Linked DNA regions of Homo sapiens: region 1 is linked to region 2. A link is a loop called in an ENCODE intact Hi-C map of the cell type or tissue named here. Cell type or tissue: OCI-LY7. All regions are shown on one strand. Each heading gives the region's core, and the rest is flanking DNA. Links, peaks and the distances in the headings are about the cores only. Region 1 overlaps PTPRS (protein tyrosine phosphatase receptor type S). Region 2 overlaps PTPRS (protein tyrosine phosphatase receptor type S).

Region 1 (8,346 bases), core at 179-8,178, 50 kb after region 2:
TGACCTCAGGTGATTCACCCGCCTCGGCCTCCCAAAGTGCTGGGATTACAGATGTTTGAGTCCCTGTACTCAGCCCGACTTTAGAGATGAGAAAATTGCAGCTCAGACAAGTTCATTAACCTGCCCTAGGTCACACAGCAACCAAGTGGCAGCCAGGACTTGAGCTCCACAGGCTGGGCCCAGTGCTAAGACCAAACTGCAGTGGAGAAGGCAGCACAGAGTGGTTGGGCAAGGGTTTGTAGGCGGCTGTTTGAAATGATGCTGAACAAAAATTTGTTCACAAAATTGCTTCCTCATTATAAAACAGCATCACTCAGACAGCCCCCTATAAACCCCTTGCGACTTGTTCAAGAAATGCATTTAGGCTGCATGCAGTGGCTTATGCCTGTAATCCCAGCACTTTGGGAGGCTGAGGCAGGCGGATCACTTGAGGTCAGGAGTTTGAGACCACCCTGGCCAACATGGTGAAACCCTGTCTCTACTAAAAATACAAAAATTAGCTGGGCGTGGTGGCATGTGCCTGTAATCCCAGCTACTTGGGAGGCTGAGGCAGGAGAATCGCTTGAACCTGGGAGGTGGAGGTTGCAGTGAGCTGAGATAATGCCACTGTACTCTGGCCAGCGCAACAAAGCAAGACTGTCTCAAAAAAAAAAAAAAAAAAAAAAAAAAAAAAAAAAAAAAAAAAGAATTGCACCTAAACAAGACCAGCAAGCAGCACTGCAGGCCCGTGTGAATGTCTGGGGAAGTGGGGCAGCAGTTTCTGCCTACCTAGCATCCGTTCATCCTTTATTTTTTGTAGAGATGGGGTCTCGCTATGTTGCCCAGTCTAGTCTCACGTGTGATCCTCCCACCTCAGCCTCCCAAAGTGCTGGGATTGCAGGTGTGAGCCACCATGCCCAACCCTGTTTATCTTTATTCCTTTGGGGGAACCACACTCACTCTTGGCTCCAGGTAGGAGTCTAGCCAATCAGAGTGTTTGTTCCTCCTGAGCCACAGTGATTAGTTCAGGGAAGGGAATGGGATCCAAGTTCATTGGCAGTGGGGGAAGTCTCACTAAGGATATCATCAATACAGAAGGAAACAAAGCCAAGAGACAGAGAGTGAGCTCTGAGAAAATTCAATGAGCCCCTGGATCCAGCTGAACCTGAAGCCAGCCACTCCATGGAATTTTAATTCTGCACATCAATTACCTTTCTCGCTTGAACCCATCTGAGTTGGATCAGCCTTTTGTCATCAGAAGCACATGATGAAGATTATAAATTAGGATGATTCTAGTCTCTCAATTCCTTTCTTTCTTGCAAAGGCACAATAAATCCCCACCAGTAGGCGCTGGGCCCTGAGACTGTTACTGGTTGGATAAGGGAGATCAAGGTCCTCCCAAAAAACACAAAGCAGGAGGGTTTGGGGTAACTTTCATGTATTCCTTTTGTGCTTGTCCCCAAAGCCCAGGGCCCAGTTTATCCTCCGCCCGCCCTGAGGAGCCCAATACCTCGGAGGACAGTAAGCTTGGCATGGACTGTGATCTCCCCAACCGAGTTCTGGGCCACACACTCGTACACGTTTTCATCCCGCGGTGTCCTCAGCGGCTGGATCCTCAGCACTGCCCCTGCACTCTCATCAAACTCAATCGTCTGCCATGGGCAGGGGAAAAAAGAACAGAGTGAGGCTGGGGTCCCAGGAAGGTTCCTGTCTAGGCTGGGCTAGGCTGGGCTGTAGGGGAATGGCAGTCAGCCCCATGATCCTGGGGGTGACTGGGAGAATTGCTGCAGGCTGAATGTGCACGTGTGTCGGTGTCCAGTATAAATGCGCCGCAGACAGGGACCAGATTTGGGTACATATAAGAACAGGGTGTTGTGTGCATGTGTGAGGGTGACAAATGTCTGCAAGCCCATGTGACAGGCATGCAAAGGCATGTGAAGACATGCGGAATGTGTCAATGTGCACGTGTGATCATGGGCGTGTATTGAGAGTTGTAAAGTTCCTTCTGTGTGCAGTGGTGCTGTGTACACTGCACTGTGAAGAAGACTCAGAGAGGGCAGGGCTTTGCTTGAGGCCACACAGCATGGAGCTGGTAGAGCAAGTAAGGCGGGCAGGGCCCTGGCTGGAGGCTGCGCAGCCATGCTTGCTTGGCCACAGATGATGCTCCACCTGGGGAACGTGTCCACGAAGTCCACTGTGGCTGAGGTGCTGTGGCCCTGCCTTGGGGGAGCATTGACCCCAGGCTGCCTCCCCCTACCCCAACTCACCTCAAAGCGCTGAGAGTTGACCTTCTTGCCCTTCTTGTTCCAGGTCACTCGTGGCTTGGGGTCACCCGTGGCCTGACACACGAAAGAGGCCACACCCCCCGACACGCCGATCTGGTCCTTGGGTTCTTTGATAAACCTGGGGGGCTCTGGGGATACAGTGGAAAGAAGGGGGGGCGCTGATGGGTCCAGGCATCTGGCTAGGATACCAAGGAGCCACGAAAACCTGCATTCCATGCCCTGCCCACGGAAGTGCCATGTGGCCAATGAAGAGAGGAGGAGGAAAGCAAGGATGACAACAAACACCCTCCCACCTCGCCCCCCACCACGGCACCCATGGGCACCCAGGTGCCCACATATCCCCACTTCCACCTGCAACAGCCACACCTGCTCACACACAGTGGATACAACCTCACCTGGGCACACCTGCTCAGACACAGTGGATACAACCTCACCTGGGCACACCTGCTCAGACACAGTGCCACTGGGAAAGATGGAAGGGGAAACCTGTGAGATGCTGGGGTCCCTAAATTCAGCACCTGAACCCCCCCTCCATGGTGACCAGCCAAACCCTGGAGGGCCCTGAAAGCACTTGCCAGAATAACTTGGTCTAATTTCCTGGTGAGACATGTGGGGAAACTGAGGCACCCAGCATGGGGGCGGGGGGTGACCATGGGACATGAGGTCAGAGCCAGTATTTGAACCCAGAGCTCCAGCTTCTTGGGAGGCATCCAGGAGGTGGCTGGACACGAGGGGTCAGTGCCCAGGAGAGTGCTCTGAGCTGGAGGCAGGAGCTCAGAAAGGGGAAGTAATATTTAATATTTAACCTCTCCAACAGCATGGAGAGGCAGTGCCATCCTGATCGTCATTTTCTTTTCTTTTTTTTTTTTTTCCAGACAGTGTCTCACTCTGTCGCCCAAGCTGGAGTACAGTGGTGTGATCTCGGCTCACTGCAACTTCTGCCTCTCAGGTTCAAGCGATTCTCCTGCCTCAGCCTCCCGAGTAGCTGGGACTACAGGTGCCCACCACCATGCCCGGCTAACTTTTTGTATTTTTAGTAGAGATGGGGCTTTACCATGTTAACCAGGATGGTCTCGGTCTCCTGACCTCATGATCTGCCTGCCTTCGCCTCCCAAAGTGCTGGGATTACAGGCATGAGCCGCTGCACCCAGCCTTCTTTTCTTTTTCTTTTCTTTTTTTTTTTCCTGAGAGATAGGGATTCACTCTGTCACCCAGGCTGGAGTGCAGTGGCACGGTCTTGGCTCACTGCAGCCTAGACCTCCCAGGCTCAAGCAATCCTCCCACCTTGGCCTCCCAAGTAGCTGGGACTACAGGTGAAGGCCATCACATCTGTAACCCCAGCACTTTGGGAGGCTGAGGCCGGAGGATCACCTGAGGTCAGCAGTTCGAGACCAGCCTGACCAACATGGTGAAACCCCGTCTCTACTAAGGAAACAAACATTAGCCAGACATAGTGGTGGGCACCTGTAATCCCAACTACTTGGCAGGCTGAGGCAGAAGAATTGCTTGAACCTGGGAGATGGAGGCTGCAGTGAGCCAAGATCATGGCACCACACTTCAACCTGGGCGACAGAGTGAGACTCCGTCTCAAAAAACAAAAACAAAAACAAAAACCAGCCTGGGGTCTCACTATGTTGCCCAGGCTGGTCTGGAACTCCTGGCCTCAAGTGATCCTCCCACCTTGGCCTCCCAAGTAGCTATGTTGTCCAGCCTGGTCTCAAACTCCTAGCCTCGAGCAATCCTCCCACTTCAGCCTCCCAAGCTGCTGGATTTATAGGCGTCAACCACCATACCCAGCTCTGCCATCCCCATTTTACATGTGAGGAAACTGAGACACAAACCAGGCAAGGGACTTGCTTTGGCTGGACATGCACAGCCAGGCGGTGGCTGAGCTGAACGTGCTCCTTTGAACCAGCCTGGCTTTCACATCCACATTCTTCACCCTCCATGACGATCTGATGTATTCATTCAGTCTCTGCAATAAAGCCTGGAGTAGGAGTGTTTTTGTTTTTGTTTTTGTTTTTTGAGATGAAGTGTTGCTCTGTCACCAGGCCAGAGTGCAGTGGTGCCATCTCGGCTCAATGCAACCTCCGCCTCCCAGGTTCAAGTGATTCTCCTACCTCTAACTCCTAAGTAGCTGGGATTACAGGCACGCACCACCACGCCTGGCTAATTTTTGTATTTTTAGTAGAGATGGGGTTTCACCATGTTGGCCAGGGTGGTCTTGAACTCCTGACCTCAAGTGATCCACCTACCTTGGCCTCCCAAAGTGCTGGGATTACAGGTGTGAGCCACTGCGCCTGGCCTGGAGTACGTGTTTTTTTTTTGTTTTTGTTTTTTTTGAGACAGAATCTCACTCTGTTGCCCAGGCTGGAGTGCAGTGGTGCGATCTCGGCTCACTTCAAGCTCCGCCTCCCAGGTTCACACCATTCTCCTTCCTCAGCCTCCCAAGGAGCTGGGACTACAGATGCCCGCCACCATGCCCAGCTAATTTTTTTGTATTTTTAGTAGAGATGGGGGTTTCACCGTGTTAGCCAGGATGGTCTCGATCTCCTGACCTCGTGATCCGCCCGCCTCAGTCTCCCAAAGTGCTGGGATTACAGGCGTGAGCCACCAGGCAGGTGAGTATGCCTATTTTAACATCCTAGAGCAACCTCATCAAGCTGCACCTGGGACAGGCTACAGTATCTGTGGAGAATTCATTAACATTGTTTCCTTTTTATCGACTATTTTTACAGTAACCTTTGCATCTCCCAGAGGGACACTAGATTTCCGGTCACAGTACACAGTAATGTTACAATGTATCCCCTAAGATGAATGGAGCTACTGCTGAGTTTTGTGTTTTTTTTTTTTTTTTTTAAGAGACTGAGTCTCGCTCTGTCGCCCAGGCTGGAGTGCAGTGGCGCGATCTTGGCTCACGGCAAGCTCTGCCTCCTGGGTTCATGCCATTCTCCTGCCTCAGCCTCCCAAGTAGCTGGGACTACAGGTACCCACAGCCACGCCTGGCTAATTTTTTTATTTTTTTTCCCCGAGGGCTGCAACATACTTACAAGAGCCCTTAGGAAGCAGCCTATATATCCAATAAAAAGGAACTGATCAAGTGAATGCCAGGCTATCTATGCAGCAGAATACTACATAAGTATAAAAAGGGGGAAAAAGCCGGGTGCGGTGGCTCATGCCTGTAATCCCAGCACTCTGGGAGACTGAGGTGGGTGGATCACGAGGTCAGGAGATCGAGACCATCCTGGCTAACATGGTGAAAACCCCATCTCTACTAAAAATACAAAAAATTAGCTGGGCGAGGTGGCAGGCACCTGTAGTCCCAGCTACTCGGGAGGCTGAGGCAGGAGAATGGAGTGAACCCAGGAGGCGAAGCTTGCAGTGAGCCGAGATCGCGCCACCGCACTCCAGCCTGGGCGACAGAGTGAGACTCCATCTCAAAAAAAAAAAAAAGGAGGAAAAGCCTCCCTTCCTCGGCGCTGCCTAAGGAGGTGGCAGCCGTCTCCTCCTCAGCATCATGGCCGCCCTCAGACTCCTCATGAAGCCCAAGATCGTCAAAAAGAGGATCAAGGCGTTCATCCGGCACCAGTCAGACCAATATGTCAAAATTAAGCGTTAACTGGGGGAAACCCAGAGGTATTGACAACAGGGTTCGCAGAACGTTCAAGGGCCAGATCTTGATGCCCAACAGTGGTTACGGGAGCAACAAAAAACAAAGCACATGCTGCCCAGTGGCTTCCGGAAGTTCCTGGTCCCCAGCGTCAAGGAGCTGGAAGTGCTGATGTGCAACAAATCTCCCTGTGCTGAGATCGCTCACAGTGTTTCCTCCAAGAAACGCAAAACCAACGTGGAAAGGGCCGCCCAGCTGCCGTCAGAGTCACCAACCCCAATGCCAGGCTGCGCAGTGAAGAAAATGAGTAGACGGCTCGTGTGCATGTTTTGTGTTTAAATAAATGTAGAAACTGCCAAAAAAAAAAAAAAAAGGGAGTGGGGGGTGGGGGAAAGGATGCTTTTTTGTTTCAGACAGGGACTCGCTCTTCTGCCCAGGCTGGAGTGCAATGGCACGAACATACCTCACTGCAGCCTCAATCTCCCAGGCTCAAGCGATCCTCCCAACTCAGCCTCCTGAGTAACTGGGACTACAGTCACATGCCATCACGCCCAGCTAATTTTTGTACTGAGTTTTGCCATGTTGCCCAGGCTGGTCTCAAACTCCTGTCCTCAAGCGATCCTCTCACCTCGAGATGCTTTTTGATTACTTATTTATTTATTTATTTCTGCGGCAGGGTCTCACTCCGTCACCCAGGCTCAAGTGCAGGGCGCGATCTTGGCTCACTGCAACCTCCGCCTCCTGGGTTCAAGTGGACTCTTCTGCCTCAGCCGCCCAAGTAGCTGGGATTACAGGCACACATCACGCCCGGCTAATTTTTGTATTTTTAGTAGAGACAGGGTTTCCCCATGTTGGCCAGGCTGGTCTCAAACTCTTGGCCTCAGGTGATCCAACCACCTCAGCCTCCCAAAGTGCTGGGATTACAGGCGTGAGCCACCCTGCCCAGCCAGGATGCTTTTTAAAATAAACTACTAGGGTAGGAACAATAAGATATATTATTAAATGGAGGAGGTGTGTATAAGCAAGAGGTAATAAAGTGTCGCAAATGGTACCGTTGTACGATTTTTTAAAATGAAAAAAGGGGTTGGGCATGGTGGCTCATACCTGTAATCCCAGCACTTTGAGAGGCTGGGGCAGGCTCACTAGATCAGGAGTTTGAGGCCCGCCTGACCAACATGGTGAAACCCCGTCTCTTCTAAAAATACAAAAATCAGCCAGGCGTGGTGGTGCATGCCTGTAATCCCCGCTACTCAGGAGGCTGAGGCAGGAGAATCGCTTGAACCCGGGAGGTGGAGGCTGCAGTGAGCTCAGACCGCACCACTGCACTCCAGCCGGGGCAACAGACCAAAACTCTGTCTCAAAAAAAAAAGAAAAAAGGAAAAAGGGAAAGATTGTATGTATGTGTAGAAACAGTGCTGCCTCCAGGGAGCTAAGTGGCTGGACACAGGGACAGAGATTTCCACTTTGGTACCTTTTTACATGTAGAACTAAAGACAAATTGAAGAAGTTATTTTTATTTTTATTTTTATTTTATTTTTTCTTCTTCTTCTTATTTTTTTTTACAGAGACAGGGTCTCACTCTCACCCAAGGCTGGAGTGCGGTGGTGCAATCATAGCTCACTGCAGCCTCAAACTCCTGGGCTCCAGGGATCCTCTGGCCTCAGTCTCCTGAGTAATTGGAACCACAGGCGCTTGCTACCACATGCGGCTAATTTTTAATCTTTTGCAGAGACAGGGTCTCGCTATGTTTCCCAGGCTGGTCTGGAACTCCTGGGCTCAAGTGAACCTCCCATCTCGGTCTCCCAAAGCTCTGGGATTAGCAGTGTGAGCCACCGTGCCCAGCTGAAGTTATCTATTTTTATTTTTATTTTTTTGAGACAGAGTCTCACTGTGTCACCCAGGCGGGAGTGCTGTGGCGTGATCTCGGCTCACTGCAAGCTTCACCTCCCGGATTCACGCCATTCTCCTGCCTCAGCCTCCCGAGTAGCTGGGACTATAGGCGCCCGCCACCATGCCTGGCTAATTTTTTTGCATTTTTAGTAGAGACGGGGTTTCACCGTGTTAGCCAGGATGGTCTCGATCTCCTGACCTCGTGATCCACCCACCTTGGCCTCCCAAAGTGCTGGGATTACAGGCGTGAGCCACCACGCCCAGCCTGAAGTTATTTTAAAACATAAAATTGCTTAAATAAAAAAGTGAGCTGATTAAAGAAAAAATGGAGCAAAACTTTGTTTTAAGTAAAAGTTTGGGGTCTGAGGAGAGGCTGAGGTCTAACAACTCAAACTTGAGCAACGCTAGGACTTTGAGCCTCTACGACCAGCTAGAAAAGGGTAGAGTGAGTCCAGGGGCCACACAGGTTGACCAGAAAAGTTCTGGAAAGTTCCAGCTATTCAGAAGCCCAGAGAGGCCTTAAGAAGGCCCGAGGTTCCAAGGGTAGGTCCCTGTGGGCCCCAACGCCTACCCATCCATGGC
Region 2 (8,346 bases), core at 87-8,086:
CAGGGAACTCCCAGCTGAGCAGAACTGATGTCTTCATGATCATTTTCACCTTGAAGTTCTTGGGCGAGACTGCCGGGGAGGCGGCCGAGCAGGGAGAGAGCAGAAGAGAGGCCCCATGAGTGCCTGGCACTGGGTGGCGTGAAGCGGGGTGGGGTGGGGCGGCCCAGGCGCTCCCTGTCGTCCGCTGTGCCCATGCCCACGGCCTTCCTGCCTGGCCCTGGCCCGGCCCTGCCCTGTCCTGTCCCAAGTCCCTGCTTCGGGAGACGGCACGGGTGCAGAGGCTGCAGAAAGAAGGTGGAGGAGGAGGAAGAGGGGGGAGGGGAGCAAGGGGAGGGGGCAGTGGTGGGGGGCGGTGGTGCCACCGAGGCACGTCCCACCTTTGCCAACGCCGGAGCCTCGGGGTCCGGACTTGCCTTGAGTGACCACGAGGAAGCAGAAAAGTGAGCACTTACCTGGGCAGGGGAGAGGGAGGGGGCTGGGGTGGGGGTGGGCGCAAGGCCCGGTCCGGCTCTGGTGCAGGGGTCGCCGCGCGCCTACCTTGGTCCCGCAGGAACGTCCGGTAGCGGACGGGGGGGCTGAAGGGGCCAGGGCCCCGGCGCGTGTGGGCTCGCACTTGGAGGTCATAGGCCGTGTCGGGCTTCAGGCCCTGCAGCGTGAGCGCGTTCTCCGCGCCCGGCTCAGCCGCTGCCGGCAGCTCAGTCTCTCGGGCAGGGCCCAGGGCACCGGCCTCCCGCACGGCCACCGTGTATTTGACGATGGCCCCGTTGCGCTCGGCGGGCACGGGTGGCAGCCAGCGGAGAAGGACGGTCCCGGCCGAGGCGTTGCCGGCCGCCTCCAGAATCTGCGGGTGGCCACGGGGCGTGTCCTCCGGGATGCTCAGGACCTCGGCTGCCTCCTCGCCCAGGCCGCCGCGGCTCCGGGCCGCAAGCCGGAACACATACGTGGCCCCCTTGTGCACGCCTGATGCCGTGTAGCGGTCCTCGGAGGGCGGGAACTCCAGGGTGGCCAGGGGCGTCGAGTCCTCACGGCCAAACTGCAGGCGGTAGCCCAGCACCTGGTCCTCCGCGGTGCCAGCCGGGGGCTCCCAGCGTGCCAGCAGGCTGCCCTCGGGGGTCTGCTGCACCGACAGGGTTGGGCGGCCCAGCACTGCGGGGATACGGGGCAGGTGTCAGGGTCCCAGCGCCATCCGCCAGCCCAGAGGCACAAGGTGGGGTTGTATTTTTAATTCTTTTCCTTCAATATAACATTTTTTTGAGTTGGGGGGGGTCTTACTCTGTTGCCCAGCCTGGAGTGCAATGGTGAGATCACGGCTCACTGCAGCCTCGAACTCCTGGGCTCAAGTGAGCTTCCTGCCTCGGCCTCCCAAAGTGCTAGGATTATAAGGCCACTGCACCCAGCTGCGGTTGTGATTTTTTTTTTTTTTTTTTTTGAGACAGAATCTTGCTCTGTTGCCCAGGCTGAAGTGCAGTAGCCCCATCTCGGCTCACTACAAGCTCTGCCTCCCGGGTTCAAGGGATTCTCCTGCCTCAGCCTCCCGAGCAGCTGGGATTACAGGTACACACCACCACGCCTGGGTAATTTTGTATTTTTAGTAGAGATGGGGTTTCGCCATATTGGCCAGGCTGGTCTTGAACTCCTGACCTCAGGTGATCCACCCGCCTCAGCCTCCCAAAGTGCTGGGATTACAGGTGTGAGCCACCGTGCCCAGCCTGGGGTTGTGATTTTTAAAAGTGGATCTCAAGGCTGGGTGTGGTGGCTCACATCTGTAAGTAATCCCAGCACTTTGGGAGGCTGAGATGGGCAGATCATTTCAGGTCAGGAGTTCGAGACCAGCCTGGCCAACATGGTGAAACCCTGTCTCTACTAAAAATACAAAAATGAGCCGGGGGTGGTGGTGCACGCCTGTAATCCCAGCTACTCAGGAGGCTGTGGCAGGAAAATCACTTGAACCCAGGAGGCAGAGGTTGCAGGGAGCCAAGATCGTGCCACTGCACTCCAGCCCGGGCAACAGAGCAAGACTCCGTCTTAAAAATAAAAGTAGGTCTCAAGAAAGCCTCACTTAAGAAGCAAAGACTTGAAAGAAGAAAGAGAGGGAACCACGAGAAGATCTGGGGGAATCGTGCTCCAGGAAGAGGGAACGGCCCATGCAAAGGTGTAGAGCCGGCACTGGGCTAGGGGCGCATAAAGCACAGCAAGGAAGTGAGGACTCAGAGAACCCCTCCTCCTTCCATTAATAAGGCAACCATCTCCTGCCTTGTTGATTTGGCCCTTGCTCAATGCAGGCACCTGACCAATACCCATGGGACATAAAGAAATCCAAAATCCGCCCCTGCTCTTTGTTTCGCACAGCCTGGGTAGTAATCAATGTGCCGAGAGAGGTTCTGGGATCAGGCAAAGAAGGGGGAAAGCTGGGCTGTATACATGAAAATGGACTTCTCTACTGCAGGACTTATCAGGGCCTTGAATGGACTGCTATGAATACCCAGGGTGGTGGGGAGAGCAGCGTATGCAGTGGTTTCTGCTTAGCAAACACAGCTCTAATACAATGTCCCTGAGAGAGGAGGGAAGTGCCCTGCTGGCTAGAAGAAGGGAGGGAGAGATCACAGGAGGCTGCTTGGAGGAGGTGGCGTTAGAGCTGGATGCTGGAGGACGCAGACAAGGTGCGTGAAGGGAATAGTGTGGACAAGGGCAGGGGCTGTGTCCAGCTGGGAGGCCTGAAAGGTGGGGTACACAGTGGTGTGGCTACAAGGGTCCCCGAGGAGAGGGTGGGTGTGGGGACTGGGATGAAGGCCACAGAAGTCAGTCGATTGTTCCTGAAACACCCGAGCTTGTTCCGCCCACCACCACCACCACCACGCCCCACCCCCCAAGTCTTTTTCTGGGCTGTGCCCTCCGCCCGGTGTACCCTCCCCTTACATCTTCACGGCAGCCTCTTTTTCTTAATTCAGCTCCATTTTGGCTGGAAAAAAAAGCCAGCCCCTTGGGGACGATGGAAGGGACAATGGAGGGGCTAGAAGGGGAAACTGAGGCAGGGCCACCAAGAGAAAGGTGGCTTCCTGGTGCAGTAGGGGAAGACAGGTGCACCACCCTGAAATAACAACCTAGCCGGGGCGACCAGAGCCTGGATGGGGGAAGCACAGGAGACTAGGGGGCCCAGAAGGATCAAGATTATGGGATGAGGCAATCAGGGAAGGCTTTCCAGGGCCAGGTGTACCTTGAGCTGAGACCTAAAGGCAGAAGAGGAGCCAGCCAGCAGGGGAAGGGGTATCCTGGCAGAGGGAACAGCCCAAGTAAAGGTTGAGAGGGCAAAGGGGTCAGAGGTGGCTGTTAACTGTTTCTGTCTGGTGGGAGCCGGGGGGACAGGAAGTGAGTGACAAAGGAGGAGGCAGGGGCGGGGGGGGCCAAGCTGGGCCCTGGACACCCACCTGAGCAGCCCTCACACCTTTGTCTCACTGTTCCAGCTGCCTGGTGCACCCTCTGCCTGCCCTTGTGAGCTCAAGGACTCTGGAGTCACGCTCTGGTGCCAGTGGGGGCAAAGGGGCTGTTGGTGGGTGGGAGGAGGGCGGGTTGCATACCTGCTCCCTTGGTCACAACCACCTTGGGTTTGCTGCGAGCGCCATCGCCCTTCATGGTGTAGGCGGCTACCGTGATGGAGTACGCGGTCTCAGGCTGCAAGTTTGTGATGACCATCTCCTGCAGGCACGGCTGGGGGTCAGCACGACGGCTGGGGCTGGGAGCAGCCCCACCCACCCCCACTCCCCGTGCTGAGAACAAGCAAGGAGGATGCAGGGCCCGGATCAGGGGTGGAGACGTGCACATGAGCTCATGCAGAGACCACGACACGTGGCATGGCCATGCTCAGAGGGTACATGCAACAACCCAGCCGGACGAGCCCATTGTCGCTTGCCAGGACCAACTCGGTCCTCTCTGCTCCGCTCCCCTCACTCCTTGCCATCACCCCCGACAGTCTGTCCTCCCCACAGCAGCCAGAGGGCGCCTGTGAGCACTGGAGTCAGGGTCCGTCCCCGCTCTCCCCACAGCCCTCCATGGCTCCCACCTCTCTTGGGGTCAAAGCCCAAGTCTTCCCTGTGGCTCACAAAGGGCTCTCCTTGCTGTTCCTCCAATGCACCAGGCACAGCCTGCCTCAGGCCCTTTGGCACTGGCCTTCCCCCCTGTCTACACCCACTGGTGTGCTGGAGGTGCCCGGTACCAACTCATGAGAGCCGCTGGTTAAATTTTCAGGAATTTTGTGAGCCACTTATGAAACAGAGCTGTTATTAAAAATTAAACTGTACGAGGCTGGGCGCAGTGGCTGACGCCTGTAATCCCAGCACTTTGGGAGGCCAAGGCAGGAGGATCACTTAAGGTCAGGAGTTCCAGACCAGCCTGGCCAACATGGTGAAACTTCGTCTCTACTAAAAATACCAAAAAAAAAAAAAAAAAGCAAAAAAGCCAGGCGTGGTGGCACATGCCTGTAGTCCCAGCTACTGGGGTGGCTGAGGCAGGAGGATCACTTGAACCCAGGAGGCGGAGGTTGCAGTGAGCCAACATCGTGGCACTGTACTCCAGCCTGGGTGACAGAGCAAGACTGTCTCAAAAATAAATAAATAAACTGTATAAACTTACAATCAACTAAGTTATATTGAAAGCAAAGGCAATAAATACAGCAAATCTAGTTATTTCACTAGGGTTACTGTTCTCTGTGGGTATCTGTATGGTTACTGCTTTGAGATCATCTTGTCTATTGCATCTGTAGAGTAGGAATACATGATTATGGGCTACTGGGCACCTCCCCGGTAGCTTGAAATTGACATGGTGGGAAGTATTTACACCATGGAAACGGTCCAATGCTACAAAACAGGACTGCCCCCTCCTGCCCACCCAGAGAGCTGATTTTTACTCTTTTATCTTATTGAGACAGGGTCTCACCCTGTCGCCCAGGCTGGAGTGCAGGGTGTAATCATAGCTCACTGCAGCCTTGACCTCCTGAGCTCAAGTGATCCTCCCGCCTTAGCCTCCCAAGTAGCTGGGAATACAGACGTGCACCACCACATGCCTGGCTAATGATGTTTATATTTTTTGTAGAGATGGGATCTTGCCATGTTGCCCAGGCTGGTCTTAAACTTTGGGCTCAAGTGATCCGCCTGCCTCTGCCTCCCAAAGTGCTGGGATTACAGGCGTGAGCCACTGTGCCTGGCTGAGAGCTGATTTTTAAATGTTTATTTCACTGTCTAAACCCCATCCCCACCACAGCTGTAACAATTTTTTTTTTTTTTTTTGGACATAGAGTTTCGCTCTTGTTGCCCAGGCTGGAGTGCAATGGCATGGTCTCAGCTCACTGCAACCTCTGCCTCCCTAGTTCAAGCAATTCTCCTGCCTCAGCCTCCCGAGTAGCTAGGATTACAGGCATGCGCCACCACGCCTGGTTTTGTATTTTTAGTAGAGACAGGGTTTCACCATGTTGGTCAGGTTGGTCTCGAACTCCTGACTTCAGCTGATCCACCCGTCTTGGCCTCCCAAAGTGCTGGGATTACAGGCGTGAGCCACCATGCCCTGCCGATGTGTGTTTTGTTCCGATTAACATCCCTCTCACTGAGTATGACTGTTAGGGAGGAGGGGCTCTTGTCACCACCACATCCTCAGCATCTAGCACATAGTAGGTGCTCAATAAGTGAGTGCTCGTCCAATGAATGACAGCACAGAACACTCCCGGGCACGCGGACTTGCACAACACCTGTGCACACGATCACAGCATCATGTGTGCCCATGTCTGCAAGCACACACGCACCCCCCCAAGCACAGGCCGGCATGCCTGGGAACTGTGGGGTAGACCCAGGCCAAGGGGATAAGGAGGGGTGACGGGGATGCACAAACAGGGTCTCCTACCCCTGAGCCTCACAGTCCATCCCTCCCAGGGTCTCTGCGAGAAGAGCAGAGTTGAAGCCCAGGTGGGAACATTCCCTCTAGATCCAGTGTGGGTGAGAGATGGGAGGCATCAGAGCATGTGGGACCAGTGCCTGTTTGTTTGTTTATTAGAGACAGGATCAGCCAGGACCAGTGGCTCATGCCTGTAATCCCAGCCACTCGGGAGGCTGAGACAGGAGAATTGTTTGAACCCAGGAGGTGGAGGTTGCAGTGAGCCGAGATGGCGCCACTGTACTCCAGCCCGGGCGATAGTGTGAGACTCCGTCTGGAGAAAAAAAAAAAAAAAAGAGACAGGGTCTCCCTCTGCTGACCAGGCTGGACCGCAGTGGTGCCATTTTGGCTCACTGCAACCTCTGCCTCCCAGGTTCAAACGATTCTCCTGCCTCAGCCTCCCGAGTAGCTGGAATTACAGGTGCCTGCCACCACACCAGGCTGTTTCGTATTATTAGTAGAGAAGGGGTTTTGCCCTGTTGGCCAGGCTGGTCTTGAACTCCTGACCTCAGGTGAGCCACCTGCCTCAACCTCCCAAAGTGCTGGGACTACAGGCATGAGCCACCACGCCCAGCCAAGGGACCAGTGCCAATTTAATGTCAGACCTGGGGTTCTCAGCAGAGACTGGTACTCCCGTTTTAGGGGCAGAGAGGTAGTCCAGAGAGAGGTAGCAACTTGCCCCAAGTCACACAGCAATTCCTCTCTGGTTTAAAGCATTGTGGGGTTGTAACCAGGCTATCACAGACATCCTTCCCCACTCTGGCCCCGCTGACACCTCTCATCACCCGGGGGCCAGAATGAAGACGACAGCATATCCAGAGAGAGGCATTTCTAGGCCAGACAGGGCTGAATTGAGTGACAGTAAAGGGTGGGGCTGGGTCAACAGGAGAGGAGACATACTCACAGGAGAAATGACTACGGGCAGGAGAAGGACCCAGGAGGCTTAAGCCCCACCAATGGCAGGAGCCATCAGGGTGAGAGGATTCAGGGACGACCCTCAGGTCCTGTTGCTCAAGCCACCCTCGGGTCTGCCCCCTGGGGCGCACAGTGGTCCGAGTATCCCATTTCCCTGGTGCAAACATCGAGGCTGGGCGCTCCAAGAGGTAATGGGAGAGCGAGGGGCGCATGGGAGGGCCCAGAGGAGGAGACCGTTTTACTACTGATGATAAGGGGCGTGCAGGAGTCACAGCACAGCACGGCCCGCGGGAAGCGCACAGCAGTAGGTGGGTGGCCAGGGGCGCTACTTACATATTCGGCCGTGTCATCCGTCTCCCACTGAGCGCGGGAGGAGGCGGCAGGGGAGAGAGGAGGAAGGTGAGCGGGGGAGGCCAGAGATGGAGAAAGAGAAGCAGAGGTGGGGGGAGCGCAAGGGCCCGTCCCCGCCCGGAGCCCGTCCCCGGCCCCGCCCCGGCCCCCCGCCCACCTGGGCATCGGCCAGCATGACGTCCTTGATGCGCGGCGGCCCGCGGGCCTCGGCGCCCTCCATGCGCACGTAGTGGACCTGGTAGCCGCGGATCTGGCCGTGCTGCCGGCCGGGCGCGGGCGAGCGCCACAGCACGCGGATGGCCGTGGCGTTGAGCGCCTCCGCCTCCACCTTCCGCGGCGGCGCGCTGGGCACTGGCGGGCGGGAGGGGAGGGGAGGGGCGGGCGGAGCCGTTACCAGGGCGCCCGGCCCTGCCCCGGGCAGTGCCACTGTCCGATTCCAGGATGCCGAGTGGCTGCCGGTGAATAACTGGGCGCTCTTAGCGCTCACCACCGGGCGGGAGGACATGGCCTCCTGCACACCCCCCACAGCCCTGGGAGGGGCCCCTGAAGGTGCGCCCCATGGATCCAGGCTGCCCCCCCCCGAGTCTAAACCACCTTCCCAGGGCCTCCAGACACCCTCTTCTTCACCCTACACTGCTTCCATCCTCATCATAACCCTGCAAGATAGGGTCTCCTGTCATTCTCATTTTACATTTGGGGAAATTGAATCCTAGAGAGTTGATTCTGTGATCACAGCCTTAGCAAGAGGCAAAGCCAGGATTTGCACCAGGCAGTCCAGCTGTATGTTCCTAAATACCCAAGCAGGCAGGTGGCCCACTTGGCACTCAGGATCTTTTTCACCCACCCCAGGGTTTGGCATAAAGAAGAGCTGCTTCATTTCTTCTCTGGGCTTAGGACATAATGGGGCTGTCCAACGAAACAAAGGCAAATGGCTCAGAAAACGAATCAGGTTCCCAGGACCAAGAGGCTGAAATATTTTTGAGACAGGTTCTCTTACTCTGTCACCTAGGCTGGCATGCAGTGGCAGGATCACGGCTCACTGCAGCTTTGAACTCCTGGGCTTAAGCGATCCTCCCACCTCAGCCTCCCAAGTAGCTGCAACTACAGGCCTGTGCCACCATGCTCAGCTAATACGTTTTTGTAGAGATGGGGTCTCACTCTGTC

Evidence for each region. Peaks named below come from ENCODE experiments on the same cell type or tissue, not always from the same donor. Only the 100,000 strongest peaks of a DNase experiment are listed, where the experiment ranks them.
Region 1: a loop joins it to region 2, with 7 times the contacts of the local background. A loop is called at or near these places in 1 of 110 quality-filtered maps.

The regions. Positions count from the first base shown.
Region 1 is chr19:5,271,953-5,280,298 of GRCh38, forward strand. PTPRS (protein tyrosine phosphatase receptor type S) reads right to left here. Exons shown (of 38, transcript NM_002850.4): 3 at 2,247-2,392; 4 at 1,490-1,631. It also overlaps the pseudogene RPL32P34. Among named protein-coding and RNA genes, the nearest start is that of PTPRS, 65 kb to the right of the region's middle. In OCI-LY7, for the core only: no CTCF peak of the experiment used is centred there; DNase peaks (open chromatin) are centred at 4,179 and 5,009; H3K4me3 peaks cover 513 bases; H3K27ac peaks cover 3,048 bases.
Region 2 is chr19:5,222,152-5,230,497 of GRCh38, forward strand. PTPRS (protein tyrosine phosphatase receptor type S) reads right to left here. Exons shown (of 38, transcript NM_002850.4): 15 at 7,340-7,533; 16 at 7,165-7,191; 17 at 3,576-3,693; 18 at 538-1,146; 19 at 1-69. Among named protein-coding and RNA genes, the nearest start is that of PTPRS-AS1, 49 kb to the left of the region's middle. RefSeq lists enhancers at 3,161-3,780, 3,781-4,399. In OCI-LY7, for the core only: CTCF peaks have their summits at 3,997 and 4,200; a DNase peak (open chromatin) is centred at 4,010.